Regions from separate parts of the Homo sapiens genome. Here region 1 is linked to region 2. The links are chromatin loops, found by intact Hi-C in ENCODE. Cell type or tissue: endothelial cell of umbilical vein. All regions are shown on one strand. Each heading gives the region's core, and the rest is flanking DNA. Links, peaks and the distances in the headings are about the cores only.

What was found. A loop is a pair of places that touch in the nucleus more often than their neighbours do. Peaks named below come from ENCODE experiments on the same cell type or tissue, not always from the same donor. Only the 100,000 strongest peaks of a DNase experiment are listed, where the experiment ranks them.
Region 1: a loop joins it to region 2, with 12 times the contacts of the local background. A loop is called at or near these places in 69 of 110 quality-filtered maps.

What each region holds. Positions count from the first base shown.
Region 1 is chr2:177,484,234-177,494,922 of GRCh38, forward strand. It overlaps AGPS (alkylglycerone phosphate synthase), which reads left to right. Exons shown (of 20, transcript NM_003659.4): 12 at 8,915-8,966. Among named protein-coding and RNA genes, the nearest start is that of IFT70B, 63 kb to the right of the region's middle. In endothelial cell of umbilical vein, for the core only: a CTCF peak has its summit at 5,668 (motif pointing right); a DNase peak (open chromatin) is centred at 5,688.
Region 2 is chr2:177,720,340-177,728,339 of GRCh38, forward strand. PDE11A (phosphodiesterase 11A) reads right to left here. Exons shown (of 20, transcript NM_016953.4): 11 at 7,687-7,833; 12 at 7,319-7,426. It overlaps PDE11A-AS1 (PDE11A antisense RNA 1), which reads left to right. Exons shown (of 5, transcript NR_136171.1): 5 at 2,750-2,950. Among named protein-coding and RNA genes, the nearest start is that of PDE11A-AS1, 51 kb to the left of the region's middle. In endothelial cell of umbilical vein, for the core only: a CTCF peak has its summit at 4,504 (motif pointing left); a DNase peak (open chromatin) is centred at 4,222; H3K27ac peaks cover 497 bases.

The DNA.
Region 1 (10,689 bases), core at 1,224-9,223, 230 kb before region 2:
TACTGATTTGTGTAAGGATGAAGGAAAATTCCATCCCCTGCTTGTCTTAAATAGTTTTATTTTCCCTCTGTCTTTGATGAGCTTCACTATTCCCCCCACAAAAAGTGTGGTTTTTTGTTTGTTTTTTTAAGATGGAATCCTACTCTGTCTCCCAGGCTGGAGTGCAATGGCGCGATCTCGATGCGCTGCAACCTCTGACTCCCGGATTCAAGCAATTCTCTTGCCTCAGCCTCCCGAGTAGCTGGGATTATAGGCGACCACCACCAAGCCCAGCAGATTTTTTTGTATTTTTAGTGAAGATGGGATTTTGCCGTGTTGGCCAGGCTCGTCTCGAACTCCTGACCTCAGGTGATCCGCCCGCCCCGGCCTCCCAAATTGCTGGGATTACAGTCGTGAGCCACCATGCCCAGCCACAAAAAGTGTTATTAAAGAATTGTAGTTCATGTCATTTCTTGTTCAAGTCTTGAATGACATAATTCTAATTCACCATTATTGCCTCTAATTTTATGAAAAAAAATATGAATGCCAAATTAGATTTTTCCTTTCTGAGACAGGGTCTCACTTTCTCATCCAGGCTGGAGTGCAGTGGCACAATCACAGCTCAACGCAGCCTCTCAATCTCCTGGATGCAGGTGATCCTACCACCTCAGCTTCCTGAATAGCTGGGACCATAGGCACACACCACTATACCTGGCTAATTTTTTTTTAAACTTTTGTAGAGATGGGATCTCCCTGTGTTCCCCAGGCTGGTCTTGAACTCCTGGACTCAAGCGATCCTCCAGTTTAGGCCTCCCAAAGTGTAGAGATTGCTGGCATGAGCCACCATGCCCGGCCCCAAATTAGATTTTTTAAAAAATTACAGAAGTTATAAAAGTAGTTTGGATTTGTATTTATTTTCAACAAAAGATCTCAGAGAGGTCGTGTTCAGTCTGTATTGACCAACTCTGCCCCTTCAATAATATCTCCCCTCTATAGAACACAGATTTAGTACACTCATAAAGCTTTTGATTAGATGTGTGCATATTTTGTTTTCTTGATGCTCCATCTACTTTTCCACACTGCAAATACTTACATGTAAATCTATCTTAAATTTCATTAATAAGAAGTGATGTACAAATGTATCAAAATACTAAGTTTATAATTTCATTACAATGGAAATGTTGATTTCCAACATTTCCGCCATAAATAGTTGGTGTAATCTGATACAGTTTTTATTACAATTCGATATGCCCCTGATAGAAAGTGACACAGAAGACCTACTTGTGCTATTGAAAAGCAAGTATGGAATTTTCCTTCATCCTTGCAGAAATCAGTGAAACTTGTCCTTTTACTCATTTAAAAAAATTCTTAGGATGTTCACCCAATGACTATAATCTAAATTCACTACACAAAACTATAGTGAGCCAGGTGCGGTGGCTCACATCTGTAATCCCAGCACTTTAAGAAGCTGAGGCAGGCAGATCACTTGAGCCCAGGAGTTTGAGACCAGTCTGGGCAACATGGCGAAACCCTGTCTCTATAAAAAATACAAAAATTAGCTGGGTATGGAGGCATGTGCCTGTAATCCTAGCTACTCTGGAGGCTGAGGTGAGAGGATCCATTGAGCCCAGGAGGTCGAGGCTGCTGTGAGTCGTGATCGTGCCACTGTACTTCAGCCTGGGCAACAGAGCAAGACCCTATCTCAAAAAACAAACAAAAAAAACTGTATTAGCTATATATCTTGGAACAAAATAAAGATAATGATTGATAGACAGTGCTACCATGTGGTTAAAAAAGCAGGTCGTAAAGAAAGGTCCTTTCTAGTCTATAGCTATGACAGTTCAGTTCTATGTACTTAATAATTGACAGTTTTTAGAAATACAAATATTATGGACTAGAAAGTTTGTCTTACTTGAAACTGATTTTAAAAGTCCAGATAGATAATATTCTATTCTCGAGCATTGCTCTTAATAATGGAGCAATTGCTAAGAGTAGTTACTGGGATTTGGATATCTAACAGTTTTGGAAACCTACATATTTTACTTCTATTATAATGCACATGTAGAGAGGCATTAATGTTTATCTTACCTGGAAATGGATAAAAGGTTTTATAATGGTTTAGGGAAAGTTGTATATTAGTTTGTAGAACATACAAGTCTCATATGTCAAGAGTGGTACAGTATTTGCTGCCTTCCTTTGTAATAGTGTTTTCAGGCAGAAAAATTGAAAAAATCAGGTTTTGGAACTAGTCATTGTTCAATTTGGGATTTGGAATTTCAGTTGATAGCAGGGGAATTAAGATCCATTAAAGTAGATGGTACATGGCTTATGATTGTGCCAAATTCTTGATTGAATAATGAATTGGTTGCTTGTAATTCTTCACTGTCATTTTATAGCACTTCCATCTTTGCAATATTTTCAGATTCAAGTTGCTTTTGAAATGGGAAACTGTAATTTTGGATAAATATCTTTTGGGAAAGAACATACATGACTGTTCACAAATAGCAAAGTGGGCTATATGTATATTTTTATTACTATTCTTACTGAAGGAAATAAATTAAGCAACCTTATACTAGCATTAGAAGGATTCTACTAAAGTCTCTCATCCGATCTTTGTCCATGTGAGCAAGTATCCTCTTTCAATACTTCACTGCCTTGTGAGAAGCTAGAAAGGAGGATTTAGTGGAAGATTAATGTGATTCTTTCTCATAAGTGGCAGTCCAGTATAATCTCCTCCTTTATTCAGTAGATGGGTAAATGATTTTTAAGACGTTCTCAGAAAATACATTTCCTGCTGTAGCCTATGAAGAGGAGGAAAATAATGTTTTTTAATCAGCATATCAGTGTTAGATATAACGTGTTATTATTCTCTAAAAGAGATAAATAAAATTGTTAGTTTGGAAATAACGATGTCTTTACAAGGTTAAAAGGAAAACCGAGTGTTAAAACAAGCTCAGAAGCAGTTTCTGAAGCTTGGGTTTTTTTTGTTTGTTTTCAATAAAAACTTAGGAGTAGTGCCCTATGGTATTTTGAGAGGAGCATTTATTCCAACAAGAGGAAAAACTGTATTTGGTATTGATTAGTACTCATTCCTCTCAAAACTCTTCTCAGTAAAACCTAGTTTCTTCGAACTAGGTTTTTAGAATTATAGATGAAAATGCAGCTTTTCTTCCCACTACCTTTTGATGGAGGGTAATTTTTCCTTCCTTCTATCACTTTTATTTTAAACAATTTTAAACTGATGAAGGTTTGGGGTTTTTTGTTTGTTTGTTTTAATGATTTTAGATTATAATTTGGGAAGACATAAATTTTATGAATTGTTCTGTTTTAAACTTAATTTATCTTGGAGGAGTTCAAATAAATTAGAAGGAGTCAGGTTTAGCACTTACCTTATAAAACACTTAAAACTTCTTTTTATTCAACAGTAATTCTTGGGAGTATTTATTACATAGAGAAACTGAAATTATTTTAAATCATTTTTTTTGTGTCATGCGTTTTTTTCTCTGAAGCAGAGAGAATAACCCTAGTCAAGTGTTTGGTTAATTGGATCATTTACTGTTTGATCCAGCAAAATTAAGACAGTTATGAGACATGTTCTCTACCAGAAGCCACTCAGAACAAGTTATTATACCTTTACTAAACTGAAAAACTATAAAGTTATAATTAGGAGACTGGCATTATCTTTTGGTCTTTTCCTTAATATAAGTGGAGGGCAATATTCACTCCCTATTATGTATTATTTTATTCTTTAAAACCAAGCAACAATTGACTTGTCAAAATAAAAAGTTCTTATTGTTTATCATACGGACTCCTAGCTGTAAGTCAGTATGTCATCTCTAAGATGACCAACCAGTAATAACTGTAGCCTTAAATAGTCTATCATTTCATCTGTGATACCAACTCTGACTTATTAGTTAGAAGAAGAATTTGTCTACATTTTAAGTTTTTATGTCCAGAAATTCACATTTAACAGATTATCTTTTTTTACATAGCCTTTTTTGAACTTTTTTTTTTTTTTGAGACGGATTCTCTCTCTGTCACCCAGGCTGGAGTGCAGTGGTGCCATCTCAGCTCACTGCAAGCTCCACCTCCCAGGTTCATGCCATTCTCCTGCCTCAGGCTCCTGAGTAGCTGGGACTACAGGCGCCCGCCACCACGCCCTGCTAATTTTGTTTTTGTATTTTTAGTAGAGACAGGGTTTCACCGTGTTAGCCAGGATTGTCTCGATTTCCTGACCTTGTGATCCACCTGCCTCAGCCTCCCAAAGTGCTGGGATTTGAACTTTTAAATTAATCAATTTTGTTGTGTGCCTTATTTGAGGTAGTGTGCTCTTAGCTTGATAACCAACATAATGCAATGGATAGTATGCAGTTATATGTGGTTCCTCACTTCTAGTGAGGATGTTGCATATTATGATAATTTTTTGTGCCCAAATTTTTGTATAGCACATGGAGTTTAGTATTGAAGCATTTGCTTCTGATACAACATGAGATTGATAGTCTATTTCCAAGGTAGTCTCTAGGCTCAAGAATTTGGGCTGTTCCAGAGTCTACATAGGATGTGGATTTACCCTTTGAGGAAACAAATGTTTTCAATCAAGTATAATTCATTCCTTAGCCATGGACCAGAGTTACATGGCTGCCATTCAATGCTTATACTTTTATAGTTTATCCTTATGACATTACGTTAGCAGAAACCCCTCAGACATGTGAAATATATGTTAATGTTGAATTTATTTTGCTGGTAACTAGTCTTTTAAGAGGTGCCTTCTCAAATATGTCTCATCTGAATTGCAAGTTCTGATTTTTTCTGTGACAAGTAAGAGCTATGACTTAGTTTTAGAAAAACCAGTTTTGCAGAATATTTTGATGTTTCTTTTTTTTTTTTTTTGAAACGGAGTCTCGCTCTATTGCCCAGGCTGGAGTGCAGTGGTGCGATCTCGGCTCACTGCAAGCTCCGCCTCCCGGGTTCATGCCATTCTTCTGCCTCAGCCTCCCCAGTAGCTGGGACTACAGGCGCCTGCCACCACACCAGACTAATTTTTTGTATTTTTAGTCGAGACAGGATTTCACTGTGTTAGCCAGGATGGTCTCGATCTCCTGACCTCGTGATCCGCCTGCCTCGGCCTCCCAAAGTGCTGGGATTACAGGCGTGAGCCACCGCGCCTGGCCAAGGAAATATTTTTAAATAAAATGATAGGATTGAGAAATATGTTGCTTTTTAAGTTAGTGCAGAGAGTACTAAGTAAATAAGACTAATCAGAATAGTTTTTACTATTCAGATTATGCAATCAAGTAAATTCCTGGTTGTAGCATCCCTAAAGGGAAGAAATTGCCAGCAATTTGACTAAGTCAGTCTTGTATCCATGTTGTGAAGTCATCGTGGTTATTTATTTCATTATTAAAGTACAAAAAGTATACTGATATTTCTGTATTAGTCCATATCAGGTTTCATATAGTTTCAGACTATTAAGTATAAAATATAGTTAGGTACAAGTTCGATGATTTGAGAGATTCTAGTAAGGGTACATTTATCGTAGCAGGAAAGAAATCAATTATTTCATTAGCTCAGTTTTAGTAAGCAATTTCTGTCTGAGTATTCTTGAATTCCCTGAATTTATCATTAACCCATCATTAAAATTTGTAAAAATATTCCCTCTCAGGTTAGTTTTGATCGCTTACCAGCAGGGGTCACTTTAACTCAAGGACCTTTTTCCCTCCTTTACAAAATCTGTGGAATACTCTCAGCCCTGCATTAGTAAATAACATGGGAGTGAATTTAGAGCTCAAATTCTCAGAACTTGTGCTGTCTCTGACTTTTGAAGGCAATCTTTTGTGGTTTTTTTAAACCTACCAAATTAGTTTTAAAGCAGTGGAAACATAACCTAATCTTAACTGTACATATAGTAACTCAAATTGATGTTGTTTTTTAAGAATAGTAACATTATTTTGATCTCTTGATTATAGAACCTTCCATTTAATTAACTGTAGTGGTAACTTTTAATTATTTGAATTATAAGAAATGTTTTCAGCTTTATATATTTAGAATGATGTGCAGTGATTTACAAATATCAATTACCAGGAGATCATAAACCAACCTAGATGCTATTTTTGAGTGCTTTACTTATATAAGCATTTAGTTATGACAATAACTGAAAAACTCTACTGACTTTTTAAAAATCTGGTACTATTGAAGTATGAGACTTTAAAACCGTTGGTTTGAATTAGATAATTTCAAAAAAGTCCATGTTAAAATAATTTAATATCTAAAATTAAAAAAATTCTTTAGCTTATTAGTTCTGTTTTGATAGTGTTTGTCTGTTACCATCTACTATTCCTCCTTGATACTAATAGGAATACTGGATAGCTAGCTTATGTGACTTGATTATCAAGTTAAAAATCACACTCAATATAATTGAATATTAGTTGCTATATGATACAGCAGTTGCCCAGGAGCTTTCTTGCCTTTTTTCCAGCTTTTTAATTTGAAAATTTTAAGCATACAGAAAATTTGAAAGACTGGTACAGTGATCACCTGTCTATCCACTTCATATATTCAACAATAATTAAGTTTTTGCTCTGTTTAACATGTACGTGTATATGTTTTTTGGACCATTTGAAATTAAGTTGCAGACTTTTTTTTTTTTTTTTTTTTTTTTTAAAGACAGAGTTTTGCTTTTGTTGCCCAGGCTGGAGTGCAGTGGTGCAATCTCGGCTCACTGCAACCTCCGCCTCCTAGGTTCAAGTGATTCTCCTGCCTCAGCCTCCCAAGTAGCTGGGATTACAGGCATGCACCACCACGGCTGGGTAATACTGTATTTTTAGTAGAGATGGGGTTTCACCATGTTGGTCAGGCTGGTCTCGAACTCCTGACCTCTGGTGATCCACCGCCTCAGCCTCCCAAAATGCTGAGATTATAGGTGTGAGCCGCCATACCCAGCCTAGGTTGCAGACTTTACAGCACTTAACCTAAATACATCAGCACCGTCTCCTAAAGACGGAATAGTGTTCTTCTTTATAACTACAATACCATTTTCATGTCTAAGAAAATCAGTAGGAATTTTTTTTTTTTTGAGACAGAGTCTCGCTCTGTCGCCCAGCAGGCTGGAGTGCAGTGGTTCACTGCAACCTCTTCCTCCTGGGTTCAAGCAATTCCCCTGTCTCAGCCTCCTGAGTAGCTGGGACTACAGGTGTGTGCCACCATGTCTGACTAATTTCTTTTTTTTTTTTTTTTTTTGTATTTTTAGTAGAGATGGGGTTTCACCATGTTGGCCAGGCTGGTCTTGAACTCCTGACCTCGGGCAGTCTGCCTCCCTTGGCTTCCCAAAGTGCTGGGATTACAGGTGTGAGCCACTGCGCCTGGCCAATCAACAGTAATTTGTTAATGCCATCTAATATTCATTATATAAGATTATTCCAGTTATCTCCAAGATATGTTTTATGAATAGTGTTTGCAAACCAAGATTTAATCAAGACTTGCATATTTTAATTGTTTTAAAGATTAAATACCCATAGAAATTTACTACACTAAATGTAATATACTTTCCTTCCCCCCCCCCCCCTTTTTTTTCATTTTGTTTTGTTTTGTTTTTGAGACAAGGTCTTGCACTGTTGCCCAGGCTGGAGTGCAGTGGCACAATCTTCGCTCACTGCAAACTCTGCTTCCCAGGTTCAAGTGATTCTCATGCCTCAGCCTCCCAAGTAGCTGGGATTATAGGTGTATACCACCACGCCCAGTTAATTTTTGTGTTTTTAGTAGAGACAAGCTTTTGCCATGTTGGTCACGCTGGTCTTGAGCTCCTGTCCTAAAGTGATTTGCCCACCTCAGCCTCACAAAGTGCTAGGATTGCAAGTGTGAGCCACTGCACCCATCCCCTCCCATTTTCTGATATATGTGTACTTACGTGAATTGTTTTCATTAATAATACTTGCCATTGATAAAGGTGCGGTAGAATGTGGTTGTTAGCAGGAGATGGAATTTACAAGTTGCTGGTAGGAACTTAAAATGTTTTTGTTATGAATGACAGAGTGGCTGTTACTGTCTCATATTTTACTTATGTGCTTAAGCTAGAATATATAAATATATATGTTATATGTATATTCTACTTATGAAGAAAAGAAATTTGGTCTAATCAGGCTTTGTATATTTTATTAGAAGTCAATGTGCCCACTTTATGAAAAACATTTCAGATTTGTAAACGTGAAGAAAACTGATTTTCCTTTAGTATTTTTGGAAACTGGTAACGTTTTTAGAAGTATCAACCCAACTACAAAGATACTCTTATGCCAATATTTGAAATTACTCAGGTAGTACATTTCTTTAACATTTTTAAACTATTATACATTTAATAAGACTACAAAATAGAAAATAACATAGTTTTAATGTAATTTTTGTTTGGAATATGATAAAGCTGTGTGTGCATGTGTCTGTGTTTTAAGTGATTTTTGGAGGCTGTGTGGTTTGCCTGAAATAGTGCTCATCTAAAAGTCAGAATGTCTTCATCTTCTACCTTTACTGTGGATAAAATACAGTATAGTTCATAAAATGGCATAATACTTGAGGCACTGGATTTTAGTTTTAGAAACATCTTTGTTCTAAAATAATCCACTTTGGGGTCTGGTATTTCTTTTAGGATATTCTCATATGTCTTTGCCAGACATTAGGCAGCTTTTTCTGCTGATAAATTTAAAATCTGTTAACTTATGTTTGTATTTATTTATCTATATCTGTAGATTTCTTCTCTCCAAATATTTTATAGAAGTCATTGATATTTGTCTTCATAAAAGTATATGAAAAGTTAACTTTTTTTCCTCTGTAAATCCTTAGGAACTAAGCTCTTGATCTCTTAAATATAGAAAGATAATATTCACATTCTACCTGTCTAGCTTCTTACTGTATTAAATTTGTATCACTTTTTTTTTTCTTTTTAAAACAGAGATGTGCTCCGGCATCTATTCGCCTCATGGACAACAAGCAGTTTCAGTTTGGTAAGTAAGGAGTGGTAATTTTAAAATGTCATTTAGCCACAGAAATTTATGAAACATCAGTAGGAAGAGTACGGAGTGCAGAGGTAGAAAGAACGTCAGTCTTGCCTTTCAGGAAGATGTCAGTCTAATGAAGATAGACAATTACATAAATGAGTGAGGGTAGCAGTGTTGGAGGGCCTGTGAAAGAAGACTGCACTGGATACCATGGGCTGCAAATGAAGGAATTGATTCTTCTTGATTTTGCTTGAGGATAAAGAGTCAGAAAAGGCTTTTATAAGAGAGATGCTTGAGCTAAATCTTCAAAGGTGAATATAAGTTTGCCTAGATGTCTCTTCTTCTTCTCAACCAGACTTCTTCACTTGGCAGCAAAAATGTGAAGGTGTGAAACTCAATGATGTGTGTTAGGGGACTTCAAATTGTTCTATGTGGCTCAAATAGAGGGTGGGGTTAGAGTTGTTACATGAGATAAAGTTGGTTGGGTGGGCTAGGGCTTTGCAGGATAGATTTGGATTTTGTCTTGTCAGCAGTGGGATTTCTTTGAAGAATAAAATCAATCAACTTTACATCTTAGCTCATTCTGGCAGCATTGTGCAGGATAGATTAGAAGGGTACATGCATGGAGGAGAGACACTAGGAGATGAAACAGCTCAAGAAGCAAAGTTTGAGGGCTTTGAGCATGGCAGCAGCAATGGAGATAGAGAACGGATGATAGATTTTCAGAAAATCAGTTTGCTAACTGGATGTGGAAGGCTAAATAAAAGGAGGAGTTGAAGACAACACCTAGACTGATTTGATTGGGTAGATTAAATAACATAGAAGAATGGGTGGTGGTCTTGGGAAAAAGATATGATAATGGGTTGTAGTTATATTGTGAAATTTACTTTGGGATTTAAGTTTATAGAATTTAAATACCCTCAAAACAATTCCTAAAATCATGAGAGTGATCGTTCAGTAATAAATACTAAAGGCAAAGATAGGCAGGCTTTTGTCATGTCTAAAAGTAAGCTGAGATTTTAATTTAGGGAAGCATGGTTATAGTTACATAGAAACTTAACTAAAGTCAGGTTCGTAACATATTAAGAGTTTTAAAATTACATTCTTCTAAGTTAGTCATAATTGTTTATTTCTTTAAGTAAATTACTTTCAAAATACTATACTACTGACAAAAGTTTAAGATAAATATGTTCTATAAGTAATGAAATACTTAAATCAAGTGAAAAACCACTTGTGTGTTTTGGCCTGCATTTAAAGATCTAGGTCTTAAAGAGAGCCATGCATCTAATTAATAAGACTGTGTTATTCGTTTATATGTTATTGTTGTTGTAAACAATGTTAGACCTAGGCATTTGTAAAATTAGTTATGATTTGGCCATACTTATTTATAATTGGAGTCCATAACAATTTAAAGTGAAGGTTTAAAGAAAGTCTTCCTGTCATCCCTCTTCCATGTTCTCATTACTATACCTGAAAACATACTTACTTGCTCCCCTCTAGCTTGCTCCTGTCTGTGGTATTATAGGTTCTACCTTCTCTAGTCTTTACTGTGTCTCCCCTCTCTCTGCCCTTTACTTAGCCACCAAAGTGATCCTTTTGAAATACAGATCTGATCATGCTTTTTGGCTGTCTATATAACCTTTTTTATTTCTCAATTTTAATTGAAGCCTTTACATTAATATATCCTGCCATGGCTTCATGATCAAGCAAAAGAGGAAATAATGCTTAG
Region 2 (8,000 bases), core at 1-8,000:
TTTTTAAAAAAGGATCTTACCTTTGTCAATCAGAGACAGTGTGTGATGAAAGCATAAGGGGAAGAACAGGTATGCAACCACAAACTTCAATGGAGGGGAAAAAATCCCTACTGAGCAAACTATAGCATCTAGATTTAGTGGTCATACTCCCTCGGCATTTACAGTAAAGTTTGTCTACCAATAAATGGGTCTGCTGAAGAGAAAAGGGGGCACCTTAGCCCCATTTTGAGGTCCAGAGACCAGAACCTTTCCAGCTGATAGGGAATCACCATCTAGGACCAACAAACTCACATGTCTCCTTTACCAGAGTATGCAATGTAACAAGCCAATTGCAGGTTGTCTAATTATTCATGGGAACGGGATAGTTTTGATTGAATTTGCTTATCTTTCTTTTCAAGATGAATGCAACCAAATATTGATTTGGCATTAATTAACTATTGATTTAGGCCTAACTGGTCCTTTCCTTACCAAGCTCAGAGTTGGAAAAACCTTACAGTCTATATATAAATGACTTTCTTTCCCAACCAGAAGCTTCTGAAGGCACTTACTATCAAATCATAAAACCTTAGTCATGTTTTGGGAATATGTTGACCCTTTAGCCTCAACTACGGTTGCAAGTGCTTGTGTATGTAAGTCTCAGAAAGGCAACACAGTCCAGTACAATTACATATGTTGCGTAGATGTTTGATGCATACATTTAAAAATTGGATTAATTTTATATATAACTTTATTATTATATTCTATTACATTTATAACCACTTCTAAGGCTTAATTTTTAACCTGTTTATTAGCATAAATTTCAAATTCTTTATTTTGGAGAGTTAAAAACATACAAAAAATAGAATACCATTAATATAATGAACCCAGTGCAGTCATTGCCTAACTTCAGCAGGAATCCAGGTTTTGCGGCTTGTTTCATCTGTCTCTTCACATGCAGTGTGTGTTTGTTTTGTTTTGTTTGCTAGCGTATTTCAAAGCAAACCTCTGGTATCTGTCAACACTATTTCATTCTCAAGAAGTCCTAATGTGGTCAAATAAAATTTGCTCAATATATTTCTGCTGTCTTATTTTGATAAAATGTACAAAAAGATATACAAATAATATAAGGAAATTTTCAACTAAATAATAAGACTTGAGAAAGTGGAGGTTTCTACATCAAAAGATAATAAATAAACATAGCTGTATGTATATAGCACATATAATGCATTTTAAAAGGAACCAAAAGAAAAATATCAGATTCTTAAGGACTTAGCTTTCAACCCTAACAATATTTGTGCTTTATGATTTTTTTTGAGGACAAGGACGGTATGTTTTGTCCATGTTTAGAAATATAATTTATATTTTATTTCTGATAAATTACCAGTGAACTGCATATAATATAACATATGGTTTATGACCACAGAAAATGAAGCAGATCACTTGCTGCACATTAATTGTGTAGAAAGACAGATCTCTCAAAGTGCCACAGAGCCCAGGTTGGTGAATTTCAAGAATTTGAGGCTTCTTCAAAGCTCAAATTTTTATTAGCCATAATTCAGCCGAAACTAAACTTGAGACCCATGAAAATTTAAAACTTTTTATAGCTCCCAACTTAACACCCTTAGGTGCCAGGTTTCAGTCCCAAGAAAGTGCCACTAGGAAATCATACACCGTGGAAAATGGAGGCTGTGATAAATGACCATGGCTCTGCTGCTGGGTCTCCCTGACCTGGAGGATTTGGCTGGCGTCATAAAACACAAAGCGACAGATTAAGCAGTTTACCAACATCATAAAAATCTCAAGAATAAATTCACTTTAATCAAAAATCCTATATTGTAACTAGGCAGCCCCAGCCTCGAAACCACATACATTTACGTATAAGCCTATGTCCGTGAGCAAGAGGTTATACTTTCCCTGTAACGTCGGACATGATTATGTTCATACACTTTTACAATTTACATGTCCTAAGAAAAATACCCAGCTCTGGCTGATGGTGCGGGAGAATTTATTTTCACTAGAAAGGGAATGACCCATAACTCATGAATGGCAGCGCTTAAAGTGAGTTATGGAGGTTACTCTCCTGTGAGAGGAAATGGATTGGATTATCCTTCTGCCCAATTGTATGTTTGGTTATTAGCACACCAGGTTCTTAATTATGTGCAGCTTTGCCTTTTTTCTTTTATAAAATAAATGTGGATAAAGGCAATGTCAGCTGGAAGCATGGAGTGCCTAATTGGGGCTCTGAGATGCAGTCAGAGAGAAGAAAAATAGAAACCTTTTTTAAATGATTAAAAGACAGGAGTCTTAAATGTAATTTAAACACAGTATTCAAATTGATTAGCCCCATAGTTAATTTATTGTGTCTGGTGCTGATGTTCTGCAAAAACATTTAAAAATTACTCCTTTTCTAAATTAAAAATTTGCCATCTTGTAGGTTACATTTGCATGAAGATTAAAGAGTTGGTTATTCTATCATGTAGATTTTATTATAGTATTACAATAATGCTGCCATTTATTTTAAAGTAAATATAACAAGTTACTACTTTTTTGATAAGGAAATACAATGTAAAAATGATGTTTGATGATTACAAATATGATTACTGTTTATTAATTTATTTCAGTCAGTTACAGAACAAAACATCTAGATCTCTCTGTAACTTCCAGTGTTACAGTCTACAAAGGAATTTGATTTCTGTTGAGATTAGGATTCTGATTATTGAGTAAAAATATTTTATTTAAAATTTCAATTGGTTCTGTATTTCTTGGACAGGGAGGGAGGAGTTTCAGCTGTGCTTCTAAGATCTTCCAGAATGAATTTTCTACCTCAAAAATCAAGGACTTTTCTGGAAACTGCAGTCAGAGGACAGAACATCAGCCTCAAGCTGGTAAATAGGATGGATTTTCTCCCTAAACATCCCTTCTGCTTTCTAGTTTGAATTATCAATAAAATGGTTTGGCTTATCTCTGAAAATAACCTTGTTGACAACACAAATATGGATTTAAACACGCTACCTCCACATTAAGATTTAAGAAGCCCCCAGTAAATGTCAGGGGGTGTCAATGTGTTTGCTGTGATACTTGGTTATTATTAGTGTTTAACTGCAATTCCCCACCAGCGCCACGCTGCCTGCACCACCATAAATTTTAATGTGATCATGTGCTCTTCTCTTTTCATATCCAGTGAATTCTGCAAGATCATAATATTCTATATGAACCCTAGCTGAACCTTAGTGTGATATGAAGAAAGAACAAGATTTCAAGCAATAATAGTTGTTCACCATTTTATAGCTTTTTTTAACTGGACACTGAGCAACATGGTTCCTTGAATAATATTACCCTAAACTAAATTCACTCATTCAATTAATCTTTATTGATACCCTACAGGATGCAGGGCATGGCTCAAAGTGCTAATGAGTACATTTATGGGATAGTAAAGAATACTGACTCTTAAAGAAATCTTTTTTTTTCCCCTTGGAAAATCTGTCAGAGCTCATACATCATTTATAAAACCGAAAAAAATGTCTCTGCAACCTTGGCACCACTACATGCCTTTTATTTTACAGAATACAAACAAAAGCAGAGTCATTTCCGATATCTAGTCTACATCGTGAATATAAGAAATATGTCCCTCATCTTTTATCATGTATTTATAGTTATAATTTATTTATTATGTATGTGCATGATGGAATATTTGTTCTATAAACTTCTATTAGTAAAGAAAATTTATATGATGATCATTCATCTGCAGGTTTTCTTCCTCATTTTAACCACAAATAATAACTGTCACTACCTACTGTATTTGTCAGAGGAATTCAAAGTATTTGGGAAATTTTAACTATCTAAATATCTTTTTAAAAACAAAGAATAACATTGAAGCTTTCAAATTTATAAATGTGAAATTTCAGACCAGAGGCATGGAACAAATTAATAAGTCATTAACAGGGTTCCCAGTGAATAAAATGTTCATCATTTTATATCAATTTGCCTGTCCTACACAGTAGTTCTTTTTTTTTTTAATTTCTAAAGGAACAAAACCGCTTTGTTACCTACACATGAACCTGAATACTTTTGCAAAACACAATGCTGAGTCAATAAGTTTATTTTCCACCCGTGAAGTGATTTTAGGGTTAAAGGTTAGGAAGCTGGGGCATATATTTATAATTTGCTTGTCCTGTTGTACGTGGTGCCAAAATTTGTTCAGCAGTGACACACAACTATGCATTTCCCCATTCCCAGAGACAATAGGCTTGGAAAAATACACAATCACAGATTTAAGGTCACACGGAGAACACTATTATTCACTTTAACAGCACGGTATGCAAGGTGGCAGTCATAAAACAGGCCCATCCTGATGGGAGATGCTCTTTTCCGACAGACTGGTTTTGTTGCTATCTCTTTTAGGAAAAACATTTATTTTGTGGTGGGGTGTGTACCTCAGTATTCCCTGTGCTAGAAGAAAAGAAGCACTTTCAAGGAAGGTGGGTAAGGTTTTTTCCCCCTTTTCTGGAAACCAGCTGAGAAACTTTGCCTTGGAGCGCCATCTAGAGGAAGCCTCAGCACACACACGCTGTGCTTTCTTAGCCTTATGACATGACCCAGGTTGAATCCAATGGTTGGTACATGGTGAGTTTCTTTTCTTTTCTTTCTTTTTTCCCCCCAGATTAATAGAGAATTTTGGTTCTAACACAACCCACAGACAGGAAATATGAGATCACTGGAATGGAATTTTAATCACTGATAAGATCAAAACATTGAAAGGCTTTTAGAATCTTCAGGAGTGCCAAAAGCATGAGTGCCCATTGGTGGTAAGAAATAGGGCATCATTTTACCATAGGCCGAGTCACATTCCAGAGATGAGAATTGATGAGCGAGTTAAATTTATTTTTAGCTACACTGATTGAGTCGTCTTTGTTACTTCTGTAATTATTTTCTTAATTAAAAAATTCTGATTAACCAGATTGACCAGAGTCAAGCTTGGAGAAGATACTTACGTTAGAGAGAAACAAATGTTGACACTTTTAACTGACTGTAACCCTTAGTTAAGTTCAACAAAATTTAATGAGCAGAAAATACTATCTTTTCCAGATGTGGCTACTCAATACAATGTGAAGGAGAACAAAATAACGTTGTATTCTTTCTGAAGTCATGTTTTTGTTTTGTGATCTCCTCCACCCACCCTCCTTAGAGAAATTTGACAATGAAGTCTCCTCTTTCTGTGTTAGCATGAATGCAAAAAAACAAAACCTAAGCCTTCTCCAACAATGCTGCTCTTCAAGATTGCTGAGCATACTTGCAAAAACAACTGTACCCTGGAAATATTCTGACGATATGAGCATCCCCATTGTGGTGACATAGTTTAAGAATTCTATTCTCTTCAATTTCTTGGAAAGGATCAAAATTGCCCATATAATGGAAATACCCACTGCAGAAAACTGGATATATATTTCCTTTTGCTCCTAAGTGTCCACTGTGACCCTGCTGCTCTTGCCAGTTTCCCCTATTCCAACTATTTTAAGGTTTGTTATAAAAATCTGTCTCTGTCCTTGACATTTCTAACTCAAAAATGTCACAGCCATTTCTTTTTCCTTCATTGAACAGGGTTCCTACTTACTTATTTTGGCAATTCGCATAAATCCATAGGTTTTCCCAAATAATGGGTTAAAAAGTTTTTTATTGAATGTCCTCTGTGGGCCAGACATATGAAATCTGTACACAAAACATTATACCTTGTTTACTGAGGTAGGATATGGAAAAACAAAATGAAGATTTTTTTTTTCCAAGCAATGGTTGTTACTTGAGCTATTAAGCCTCATGGTTCAAAGCACCTTCCTTTCTCACTTGATGGCTCACTCCTCTAACGGTGGATGCAACAGAAGAATGGAATCAGTCCAGTTTTCCCAGGCCAGTCTGCCTGTTTATTAAGCAGTTGAGGACCCAAAGCACAAGTCCCTAGTATAAAAGACATTCTGGCCCCATCTTATGCTAGATGCACATTTCAGCTCATGTCAATTCAACATACATTTTTTGAAAACCCACCAAGTACATGACAGAGTGCAGGGTGCTGGTGTGACCCTCAATAAATGGTGGTTGAGCAAATAAGTAGATGCTGTTGAAAAAACAAGAAATGATCTCTTCCCTCAGCAGCTTACTCTATAGGAGGATGACAGATTTGTAACTTAAAATACACAGTAGCAAGAAAGATGTGTTGTACTAGATACAGTACAGGGAAAGAAGTAATTATTGATGATTTGGGAGAAAGGGGAAGACTTTGTAGAAAAACTGGCACTAGATGAATGCCTTAAAGGATGAGTAAAATTTTAATAGGCAGAAAATGAGGCAGAGTTTTTTTTTTTTTTTTGAGAAAGAAGCAGAATTGTCTTTGTTCATTTGGACCAAAGGAAAATGCATTTCATTTGGCGTTCTGATTTTGTGTTTAAATTTTAGTCTGGGTGCAAAAATATAAGGTATTTATTTTATGTTGGAAGAGTCCAAGACTCACATTCTTTTTTTTTGTATGGCAATATGTTTACACACACCCACAGATATGTACGTACACATGTGTGTATATATAACTATGAAGCCAAAGAAACCAACATATTTAAGCCAGAAAACATTGTACTTGATGATAGTGTAACAATGTAGTAGAAATTATGCCAAAAAAAGCCTTATTTCTTGCCAGAAGAAGTAAATAGAGGATTTGTTTCAATATTTGCCACAAACATTTGCTTTGAGATTAAATTCCAAGGCTTATATCTGCCCAGCTGCACTAGATATCTCCGTGAAACAGACTGGCCACCATCACTGGGTTAAAACCCCACGGGACGAGATTTTAAGGCAAGTAAGCCCTAAACCTGGAGAGTGCGCACTCTTACCCCTCTTTTCTCCTTGGCCTCCCTGGGCATTGTCTCAAATAAGCATCCTCTCAGGATTTCCATATTCCTGCGGGTGATGTTCACACCTCCCTACTGGCTTTCCACCAGCCAAGAGAGTCATATCCAGTGATCTCTTTGTTCTGTTACTCAACTACATTTCCTCTGCAAAAAGATTACTTTAAAAATCTGAGCATTTCTTTTGTAAAAGAACAAGTTTACCAAGAAAAAATACTGAACAGAAGCTCAAGTAATCATTCCAAGGCTACACTGGCTTCAAGGGGTCAACAATGTTACAGCTTTCAAGCTCAGAAATTGCTGGCACATATATACTTTCATAACCAGGGTAGGTAAGTTCCAACATAAAATGATCACATGGTAATTTTTCAGAGAAATGGAAATGTAAAGGAGAAGGCCTGCCAGTTCCTACGAATGAGAAATGATCTTCCACCATCACTAAGCACACTTACGGTTAACATCGCGAACATCAGCTGACACACGTTGAAGGCATGTCTCCAGTTGTGGTATAGAACCATCCGATAGTTTTTCCTCACTGTCAAAAGCCACCTACACAGTGTCTGAAATGGGAGGGAGAGGGTGCGTCAGGCAGTTGTAAGTGATTCTAGTGGACCCTTATCTCAATGGTGCCTTATATCTGAGTAACCCTCAGTGATCAAAGGCCTTCCACAAACATCTCTTCTGGTTCTCACAGTAATCCCATGAGGTGTGCAGGGCAGGGATTATCATCCCCATTTTGTATTTGGGAAACCAGTGGTTCAGAGTGGCTAACACGTTGTCCCAGGTGAACTGCTTGGATCACCCAAGACAGACATCTTACCTCATAGTCAATTTTAAATTTCTGTACCATCCCCAGCTCCATGAACATCCGGAGAGCAGCTGTGATCATGGCATCAACGTCGAGAGAAAAGTCATCAAAATGAATGTCATCGATGGCAAGTTCTGACACCAGAGGGATGTTGGCTGCCTAGAAAAGCAAAAGACATAAGTCAAGCCAAGTTCACCAGCTTTCCCAAACCCCCATCCTGCTCTCCTCCCCTGCTTATCAGAAGTGCCACATAAATCAGGCCTGACCTGCACTTACACCCTGATACAGCTAAACTCTGAGCTGTAAATGTCTTTTGTTTCTGAACT